Regions from separate parts of the Homo sapiens genome. Here region 1 is linked to region 2. A link is an interaction called in ENCODE POLR2A ChIA-PET data of the cell type or tissue named here. Cell type or tissue: PC-3. All regions are shown on one strand. Links, peaks and the distances in the headings refer to the core of each region. The heading gives the core; the rest is flanking DNA. Region 1 overlaps LAMA4 (laminin subunit alpha 4). Region 2 holds the start of RPF2 (ribosome production factor 2 homolog).

Evidence for each region. ChIA-PET counts read pairs that join two places held together with the same protein. Peaks named below come from ENCODE experiments on the same cell type or tissue, not always from the same donor. Only the 100,000 strongest peaks of a DNase experiment are listed, where the experiment ranks them.
Region 1: POLR2A ChIA-PET joins it to region 2 with 10 read pairs; 2 of 35 experiments call an interaction of 5 or more read pairs at or near these places.

Annotation. Positions count from the first base shown.
Region 1 is chr6:112,160,014-112,165,391 of GRCh38, reverse strand. It overlaps LAMA4 (laminin subunit alpha 4), which reads left to right. Exons shown (of 39, transcript NM_001105206.3): 13 at 116-232. Among named protein-coding and RNA genes, the nearest start is that of LAMA4-AS1, 74 kb to the left of the region's middle. RefSeq lists an enhancer at 1,751-1,800. In PC-3, for the core only: a CTCF peak has its summit at 1,879 (motif pointing right); no DNase peak of the experiment used is centred there.
Region 2 is chr6:110,979,774-110,985,151 of GRCh38, reverse strand. It overlaps RPF2 (ribosome production factor 2 homolog), which reads right to left and starts at 3,114. Exons shown (of 10, transcript NM_032194.3): 1 at 3,023-3,114; 2 at 14-146. The coding sequence starts at 3,045. In PC-3, for the core only: no CTCF peak of the experiment used is centred there; a DNase peak (open chromatin) is centred at 3,161; H3K4me3 peaks cover 2,515 bases; H3K27ac peaks cover 656 bases.

The DNA of each region.
Region 1 (5,378 bases), core at 267-5,266, 1.2 Mb before region 2:
ATATGAACCCAGATTTGTCTGAGTCCAAAGAGAGCAAGTTGACATTTACTGCTCTCCCCAACGCTTTCCCTAAAGACATATTCACTTCACTCTCCCTTACTCTTCCTTCCCGCAGAAACAACAGGAAAGAGTGAGGGAACAAATGGAAGTGGTGAACATGTCTCTGAGCACATCTGCGGACTCTCTGACAACACCTCGTCTAACTCTTTCAGAACTTGATGATATAATAAAGGTAAGGACGCACGTGACTTGTTCAGGTTTGTATTTCCAGCAGGTTACAACAGCAGCTCAGTGTCACAGAATAATAATAAATTCATATCTAACCAGTGAGCAGGCATTATAAAGATCAGATGACTGAATGTTTTAGTTTCTTGCACTGTACGATGACCACCAGCCACATATGACTACTTAAATTTAAATTACTTAAAATTAAATAAAATTAAAATTTTAATTCTTCAGTCACATTAGCCACTTTTCAAGTCCTCAGCAGCCACATAGCTAGCAGCTACTATATTCAGTGGCACAAGCATTGTGCAGAAACAGGCATTGCGCCACTGAATATAGTGGAACTTCTTGCAGAGAGTTCTATTGAAAATGCTGCTCTCGATCCATCCTACTCACTCTTCACTCATAAAGTTGTGTTTGATAAATCTGGCATTCAAAATCAATAAAAGTCACATTTTGTAAAAGTAGAAAATTTCCAATAAAATGCAGTGAACTGAACTATCATGAAATTACTCTTAGTTCATTTTATTACCTTTCGAAAGATATCACTTTAAGGTCATTTGATTGTCCGTTGACTATTTCAGCACCAAACTGTCTTTCTCTCCAAACTGACTCCCATCACTCTCCTTGGTGACAGCAAAATCCATATGGATGAAGTCACCGACTCTCTGACCTCCAGCTCCTTGAACTTGCCCTTTCCAGCAAGCTTATCCTCCAGTCCACCTCTGTTTTCCCACCTATGGCCATACCCAGATCTTGTCCTCAGTAACAGTACCTCCTCCCAAACCCTAGTTTCAAGCACCTCCCTCCCAGAGCACCATCTCCTATCTCACTTATTCTAGAATGCCCACTCCAGTAATTCTCTGGCCACATGGAGACCTCCCTGCCTTTTTTACCGTACCCCTCTCATGTCCTTTCTTCCCTCCTTAAGCAGCTCAAATTATCAAATATAATAATTCTTTCAAAATACCCTTAACTACCATATCTGCCTGTTCCTCTGTTGTACCTACCTGAGATTTCTGACTCATCCCCAGCACCATGGCCATACCAGAGCAGCTGCATGCGACTGGTGGGAACCCACTTCCCATGCTATCAGTTCTGCCTGGTGACTTGGCTTCCTGCTTTCTGAAAAATTAGAAACAAAGAGAAGAGAACTCCCTTCATCCTTCCTCCCCAGATCCGCCGGCCCGCCTGCATCTGTGCCCACACCTCTGCCTCCCCTCCGTTGTAAGCATTCCTTCTCCTGCCCGGCCTTGAAAACAGGTTGCAGGGTTTCACTCCTCAAGTTATGCCCTTTCTTCTGAATCATCCCGTTCTCATTCTTTACTTAATCATTACCATCAGCGTACAAACGTGCTGTACTATCTCCTATCTTTTAAATATCAAAAAGAAAAAAGCCCTGTAAAAAAATCTTTTATAAAGCTTGCATCCCCTCTAACTTCTGCCCTACCATTCTGCTCAGCTTCACAGCAAAATGTCTCGAGTGACTTATCATTGCTGTTTCTACCTCCCAGACTCCCACTGTCCCCTATACTCGGCCGTTTCTGAAGGGGGTTCCATCCCCTTCACTGAGACTGTTCCTGTCCAGGTCACCAGCGACCCGCCTGTCTCTCCCGGGCTTTCTCAGCCCTCCCTCCTCTAAACACCAGGTGGCGCCCTTGTCCTGGCTGCTCTGGTACCGCTCATGGCCTCTACCCTGGCTAGCGGTTTCTTCCCAGCCCCCTTTGCTAGCCTCGCCTCTGCACACCCTCTAAGTGGTCAATATTTTAGGCTCTGCAGGCCACGTACAACCACTGTCTCTTATTTTTTTCTGGGTTTTGTTTGTTTTTAATTTTTTTTTACAACCGTTTAAATATGTAAGATATATTCTCAGCTCAACAGGCTTTGGTTTGGTGCAGTGGCTCACGCCTCTAATCCCAGCACTCTGGGAGGCCAAGGTGGGGGAAAGTGCTTGAACCCAGGAGTTCAAGACCAGCCTGGGAAACATAGTGAGACCCCCTCTCTACAAAAAAGAAAATTTTTTTTTAAATAGCTAGGCGTGGTGGTGCATGCCTACAGTCCCAGCTGCTCAGGAGGCTGAGATGGGAGGATCACTTGAGCCCGGGAAGTGCAGGCTGCAGTGAGCCGTGATGGTGCCTCTGCACTCCAGCCTGGGTGACAAGGTGAGACCCTGTCTCAAAAAAAAAAAAAAAAAAAAAAAAGATTTGAGCTGCACTTGACACTGGGCCATGTTGATCTCTGCTCTGGATAATGAATGGCTCTGTGCTTGGTCCTAGGCCTTCTTTTCTACCTATACTCTCTCCCTAGCTGATCTCATTGACTCCCTTGGCTTTAAAGAACAATTACACACCAATGAATACACAATTATACCTCCAGCTATGACACCTCCACGGAGTTCCAAACTCCTATATCCGAGTGCTAACTTGACATTTTCAAGTCAGAACTCAGTACGACTGTAATAAAGTCACAGTCTCATCTATGATGTATTAATAATAGACATATCAAACTTGACATGTCTTAAATAAAACCCACTCCTTCCCCAGTCTTCTCCATCTCAATAAATGGCACAACCCAATTGCTCAAATCAAAACTCCAGAGTCACTACTGCTTTCTCCTTTCTCCTTATCTCTAAAATGAATCTTGATTTCTTTCTTTCTATTTTATTTTATTTATTTTTTTATTGTTATTTTTTTTGAGACGTGGCTTCATCCTTGTTGCCCAGGCTGGAGTGCAATGGAGTGATCTCGGCTCACTGCAACCTCTGCCTCCTGGGTTCAAGCAATTCTCCTGCCTCAGCCTCCCGAGTAGCTGGGATTACAGGCATCCACCACCATGCCCGGCTAATTTTTTGTATTTTTAGTAGAGATGGATTTTCACCATGTTGGCCAGGCTGGTCTCAAACTCCTGACCTCAGATGATCCACCTGCCTTGGCATCCCAGAGTGCTGGGATTACAGGCGTGAGCCACCACACCAGGCCTTGAATCTTGATTTCTGACCACTTTCCTTGTCTCTACTGCTGCTCTTTGGTCCAAGTCACCTCATCTACAGTTTAAATTGCCACCAGAGCCTCCTAGCTGATCCAACTGTCTCCACTCTTGTCCTTCAAGACATATTCTTTATGCAGTAGCAGAACAATCCTTTAAAAACATAACCAACATTATTTCTACTATAGACACTCCCCAGTGGCACTTAAAGTAAGAAACAAGCTCATTTTGTCATGGCCCATGAGACCCTACATGACCCAGCTCAGACCCACTTTTCTGACCACATACCCAACTCTTTTCTCACTCACTGCACTCCAGCCCAACAAACTCCTCTCTATTTTTCAAATATACCATACTTATTTCCTGCCTCAGGATTTCTGCACCTGCTGCCCTCAGATCTTCAAATGGCTGGTGTCCTTATGACCCTGACATCCAAATGAACCCCTTACCCCACTCACTCCTCATCCCACCCCACCTGTCATATGTTATTCAAAATATCTTTTACTCCCTGAAATTAGCTTGTTTGCTTGTTTGATCACTTGTTTATTACCTGTATCTCTCCCACTAAACTGTAAATTCCTTGAAAGTGGAGACTGTGTTCAAAGGTATTCTACCCCCAGAAGAGTTCCTGGTCCATAATGAGCACACAGGGAATATTTGTTGATGGAATGAATGAGTAAAAGTGGTATGTCCATGGTCTATTTTCCACTTATACAATTAAAAACATTTTTTTCAAAGTATTGTTCCCCAGATGACCAACCAAAATGGCTAGAGGTTTAATACTGCCTCCATAAAAGTAAACCCTTTGTACTACAAACCCTTTGTGCTACATTCTGGGATTACAAAAATAAGTTAAACTCAGTTCCTGCCTCCTAGGATTGTATGATGTGATGAGTTAAATAATCACTTAAAATTATTACAATCATTTGACACATGAATGAATAATAAAAACACATGGCAACACTTAACTCATCCTGAGGAGGTTAGGGATGGCCTCAAAAAGGAAGTGATATTTGAGCTGAATTTGAAAGGAGGAGTAGAGCTTTCCAGGTAGATTAGACAGAAAATAAAGGAAAATTATTCCAGAAAGGGAAAATATTTGCAGAGGTAAGAGACCAGAAAAAATTGTGGAGCATTAAAACAACAACCAGTTGGTCAAGATTAGACCATGGGATATAGCAGGTTGGGGGTCATGAGAATTGATGAAATTGGTGAGAGAAGAGCGGTCAGCTGATGATGTCATGCTTAGAAATTGGACTCATTCCTGCAAAGCAACTGGCTGATTCTGAGAAGGGAAATAACATGGTCAGATTTTCTTAATAGGAAGATTACCTTTCCTGCAAGACAGTGGAGAATGGATTAGAATACTCAAAGACTGCCCTCAGAGAAAGAAGTGAGATCACTCAGGGGAGAGGAAAGGGCTGGGAGTCAAATGCCAAGTTTCACGGTCTCTTTCTTGGTCAGGGAAAGAGGAGACCCAGGAGATAGCATAGTCACAGAAGCTAGGAAAAGAAAAGAGTTTTAAGCAAAGACAGTGGCCAACACTGTAGCAAACCACAGATGGGTCCAGTAAATAAGGATGGGAAAATGTCAAGTGGATCTGGAGATTTGGGGCCAGGTGTTGGTGATCTTGGCAAGAAACATTTCTGTAAAGTGCACTGTGTCAAAGCAAGAGAAAAAGCTAGAAGGGAGCCTAAAGTGAAAGAATAAGGTTTTTTGTTTGTTTGTTTGTTTGTTTTGTTTTTTGACGGGAGATACTTGAGCATGTTTATATCTGAGAAGAGTCAGTAGCTAGAAAGCAAGAATGAATAACGGGGTTACCAAGACAATGGGGCAGCATGCTTTATACAGAAAATGAACATTTTCCTCTTAAAATTGGAGAGAAATTTTTGTGTAGGTGTAGCTATAAATACATCTATAGAGTTTGCGGGGAAGGGCTGGGGGCTGGTTGCAAAAAGCTGGGGAAATACCTGTTCATTGGTTTTGGAGTCTCTGAGGGAGTTAACCAATAAATAGTGACCCTTTCCAGAACCCAAGTTCTAAACAGGTGGAAACATAAATAAAATAGTAAATACAGAGACCAAGGAGGTTGCCTTATTTCTGAAGCAGCTAAGCAGCAGGCATGGCTTTAGGTCTCTTAGCCAAGTGGGGTAGCTGACATTCAGTCC
Region 2 (5,378 bases), core at 54-5,053:
TATATATACTTACCACATCTTTAAGTACTTTTGTCACTGTTGCATTTGCATTTCCCCCTTTAATCAGCATGGCATTTTTAATATTTTCATTGAGTTTCGGTTCTCTCTTCTCAAGGAATCTCTTGGCTCTTTTCGTTTTGGGCTTTCTGTTCAGAAAAGCACAATTCATAACTATTTAAACATTTTCCTCACATTGCAAAGCCATGACTTAACTAATATGAAAATTCTTAAAAACATATTTGTCACTTAGGGTTCCACCCTTAAAAAAAATCTCACTTTCTTTTTTTTGTTTGTTTTTTTTTGTTTGTTTTTGAGATGGAGTCTCACTCTGTCACCCAGGCTGGAGAGTGATGGCACAATCTTGGCTCACTGCAACATCCACCTCCTGAGTTCAAGCAATTCTCCTGCCTCAGCCTCCCGAGTAGCTAGAATTACAGGCACACACCACCACGCCTGGGTAATTTTTGTATTTTTAGCAGAGACAGGGTTTCGCCATGTTGGTCAGGCTATTCTCGAACTACTGACCTCAGGTGATCCGCTCACCTCGGCTCCCAAAGTGCTGGGATTACAGGTGCGAGCCACAAGGGCCGGCCAAAATCTCACTTTTTTGGTAGATATTAGTAAAAGATATTTCCTTATTATTGTTAAATAAGTGTTTTGATAGCTTTTAAAAAAAAGCTTTCATTTTTGTATTCCCACCATTCTTTTATTACTGCTCTTTCCAATCTTTTTTTTAAGTAAAAAATAAAAGGCTCAAGTAAATACTGTTGCTGTTTTTTTTCTCTTACTCTTTCTTACTCTTCTTTTTTCTTCAAACTTTAAGTAGTCAAACTGTATCCTGTACCCTAATACAAAGAATTGAGCATCAACTGCTGATCAACCTGTGGACATTTACTAAACATAAGACTAACGACTGCTTATTTTTCTTTTAGGTTTAAGACCACAATGCCTGCCAGGAAGTATACACTGTTGCACTCCAACATCATTGCTGAGAATGCCAGTATTATTGCCAACAATGGGGAATAATAAGGCTGATGTTTACATGGAGTCACTCTATTAAGGCTTAATCTTCACCACAATCCTGAGAGTTACAATTCTTATTTATTTATTTATTTATTTTTTTGAGACAGAGTCTCGCTCTGTCGCCCAGGCTGGAGTGCAGTGGTGCGATCTCGGCTCACTGCAAGCTCCGTCTCCCAGGTTCACGCCATTCTCCTGCCTCAGCCTCCCGAGTAGCTGGGACTACAGGCGCCCGCCACGACGCCCGGCTAATTTTTTGTATTTTTAGTACAGACGAGGTTTCACCGTGTTAGCCAGGATGGTCTCGATCTCCTGACCTCGTGACCCACCCCCCCGCCTCAGCCTCCCAAAGTGCTGGGATTACAGGCGTGAGCCTCCACGCGCGAGTTACAATTCTTATCTTCACTTTACAGATGAGGCAATTGAACAGACAGGTAATGTGCCCAAGATCACACAGCAAGTAAACAGGCCAATTTTTAAAATGAGCTAGGGCTGGGAGGTGGCCCACAGCCTGTAATAAAAACACTCTAGGAGGCCAAGGTGGATGGATCACTGAGCCCAGAAGTTCGAGACCAGCCTGGGCAACAATGCAAAACCCTGTCTCTACAAAAAATACAAAAATTAGCTGTGGTGGTGTGCGCCTATAGTCCCAGCTACTCAGCAGGCTGAGGTAGGAGGACTGCTTGATCCCAGGGAGGTCGAGGCTGCAGTGAGCTGTGATGGGGCTACTGCACTCCAGCCTGGGTGACAGAGTGATACCCTGTCTCAAAAAAAAACAAATTTTTTAAAGCTAGATTTAAAAATTCGTCTAGACCAATTACCCTGTAAAATATGAAGGGAAAATAAATTCATTATTCTGACTTTATGATGTGACAGTAGGAGTGGCATGTTTTTACACACTTCTGTTCAAAAGAGGGGCTTCACCTCTGCTTCCTCTACAATGAGCACCTTGCTTTTCAGACAGTTCTCTGCCATCTACTGAAAGAATTCTTCCTCCCAAATAATTATGACCCTCCCTCGTCCAGTCCCATGGACACTTTGGGAAGAAAAAGAGACCATACATACACTTAAGTTTCCCATGTAGATTTTTAAAATACTCCTCCAGATATAATGTCACATATAAAGCTTCTGATCATTTACTGGTTGATAAAGATACAAATTATTCTATCTTTTGTATCTCATTAAACAGCAACAAATGCAAATAGCAATTAACATGTTTTATTAGCTGCCTGCTCCCAATTAACGTGTGAACTAGTCCCAATACCTAGTAAACTACTCTTTGTAGTCCAAACAGCTAGAGGCATAGCAGGTGTGCAAAATCTCTGAATGACTAAAACTGTCGTTTTGGATACATGTTAACTTAGGTAAATAGCAAGAAAATCACAGCAAGTAACAGCAGGGCTGTTTAGCCCAAATATTCTTGAACAAATTTAAAACAGGTATCATTCAAGGATAACTCAGAGGAGTGTACAAAGTTGGAAGGAAAAGAAAAAACTAATGAACATTTCTACGTGCTGCAGCAAAGGCTCTACATACATTCTCGAAACTAACCCTCACAGCTCTATGAAGTATGACTATGGTGAGCGCTATTTTACAGAATAAGCTAAGATTTAGAGATATTTAATGACCCAAAGTCACAAAGCTTTAAGTGGACGCGCCAGACTGTCACTCAGATCTGTCGGATTCCGAGGGCTGTGCTCCTAACCCCACTATACCATCTGTCTCATACTTCGGAAGTCAGACGTTTTTCAACTGGCTAGGATAAAAGCGGCCAACGCTTCAATCCCACATCCCTCCCATCCCACGGCTCCCACTTGAGAGCTTCCCCACTGTCTCCTGGCAAGCAGCTCGCGCTGAGGAGGACCCGGGCTGGTGATCGATCGGCCCCCACCCAGGTAATTAGAGGGGTAACCAGGAAGAGTGAGAGGCCGAGACAGTACCACCCTCATCACGGGACCCTTTCACCCCAACGCTCCCCGGGGCTGAGACCCAGCGCACTTACACTACTCGATCCAGAGTGTCCATCGCTACCGCTACCTGCAACTCTTAACCAGGGGGCATGCACGTGCCCTCGGCGATTACGTGCGCCGGAACAGGCGGAACCGGAAGCTGCGCGTAACGCCACTTCCGGGGACGGCCTCGTAGAGGGCGTCTAGAGGCGCTGGCGGCCATCTTGATTGGAATCGCGCCCTGTTGTCTTGGTTACGGATTTTTGCCCCGGCTCTTTCCTGGAGTTACAGGTGCGAGGTAATACTTTTAAGTAACACTGGCCGGGCGTGGTGGCTCACGCCTGTAATCCCAGGATTTTGGGAGGCCCAGGCGGGCGGATTACCTGATAACAGGAGTTCGAGACCAGCCTGGCCAACATGGCGAAACCCCGTCTCTACTAAAAATACAAAAATTAGCCGGGCGTGGTGGCGGGCGCCTCTAACCCCAGCTACTCGGGAGGCTGAGGCAGGGAGAACTGCTTGAACCCGGGAGGCGGAGGTTGCAGTGAGCGGAGATCGCGCCACTGCACTCCAGCCTGGGTGACAGAGCGAGACTTCGTCTCAAAAATAAAATAAAAATAAAATAAAATAACATAGACCCTCGCAGTTTGATGTACGCGCTAGTGTGCATACCTGGAGTCAGGTATTCAGAAACCAGATTTTATTCTTCAAGGAATCCCAGGATGCTAGAAAGGTTGATTGATTGCACGGTAGGTACTCACATAAGCACTAAAAACATTGATGTGAAAGGGGCACTATTGACAACTATGCGATCTGTGTGACAGAATTTATGACTACCACAGTTGCCTAGTACATAAAAGATGCGCAGAAAATGTACTGCTGTTCGTGATTTTTCCCCAGTTTTTAAGTTACCATATACTTCACATACCATAAAATGTACCCCTTTACAGTGTACAATTCAGTGATTTTTGGTGTATTCACAAAGATGTGCAAATATCACCACTAATTCCAGAATATTTAATCACCTCAAAAAGAACCCCCCTGACACACACACCCAGTAGCAGTCCATGCCCCACTTCCCCCTCCTGCCAGCCCTTGGCAACCAATAATCTACTTTATGTTCAATGGATTTGCCTATTCTGAACATATATAAATGGTTTCGTGCAACGTATGGCCTTTTGTGTTTGACTTCTTTCACTATCTTTTTGAGGTTCATACATGTAGCGTGGATCAGTACTTCCATTTTGTTAGGACTGAATAATATTCCTTTGTATGGATATACCACATTTTGTTTATCCATTTATCAACCTAGGTACTTTTTTTATTTTAGACATAGTCTTGCTCTGTCGCCAGGGCTGAAGTGCAGTGGTGCGATCTTGGCTTACTGCGCCGTCCACCTCCCGGGTTCAAGCAGTTCTGCCTCAGCCTCCCAAGTAGCTGGGATTACATGCACGCACCACCACACCTTGCTAACTTTTGTATTTTTTAGTAGAGACAGGGTTTCACCATGTTGGCCAGGCTGGTCTTGAACTTCTGAGCTCAGGTAATCCACCCGCCTTGGCCTCTCAAAGTGCTAGGAATACAGGCGTGAGCTACTGTACCCGGCAGCTTATGTACATTTGAATGGTTCCTATTTTTTGGCTATTATGGATTATGCTGCTTTGTGTTTTTTTGTTTTGTTTTGCTTTGCTTTGTTTTGTTTCTGAGACAGAGTCTCACTCTGTCACACAGGCTGGAGTGCAGTGATGCAATCTCAGGTTACTGCAACCTCCATCTCCTGGGTTCAAGTGATTCTAGTGCTTCAGCCTCTCGAGTAGCTGGGACCACAAGCGCGTGCCACCACACCCAGCTGCTTTGAATATTAGTGTACAAATTTTTGTGTGGACATACATTTTCAATTCTCTAGGAGAAAAATTGCTGGGTCATATGCTGACTCTTAAGTGTAACATTTTGAGGCACTGGTAAACTGTTTTCCAAAGCACCTGCACCACTTAAATTCCCATGAGCAATGTAAGAGAGTTTGGTATTAGTTTCCTATTTCTGTTGTAACAAATTATCACACATTTATTATTTTATACTTCAGGAAGTCAGAAGTCTGAAATCAGTTTTGCAGGTCTAAAATGTAGGCCGGAAGCAGTGGCTCACACCTGTACCCAGCACTTTGGAAGGCTGAGGTGGGCGGATCATGAGGTCAGGAGATCAAGACCATCCTGGCTAACACCATGAAACCCGATCTCTACTAAAAATACAAAAAATCAGCCAGGCGTGGTGGCACGCCTCTAGTCCCAGCTACTTGGGAAGCTGGGGCAAGAGAATCACTGGAACCTGGGAGGTGGAGGTTGCGGTAAGCTGAGATCGCACCACTGCACTCCAGCCTGGGCAACAGAGTAAGACTCCGTCTCTTAAGTA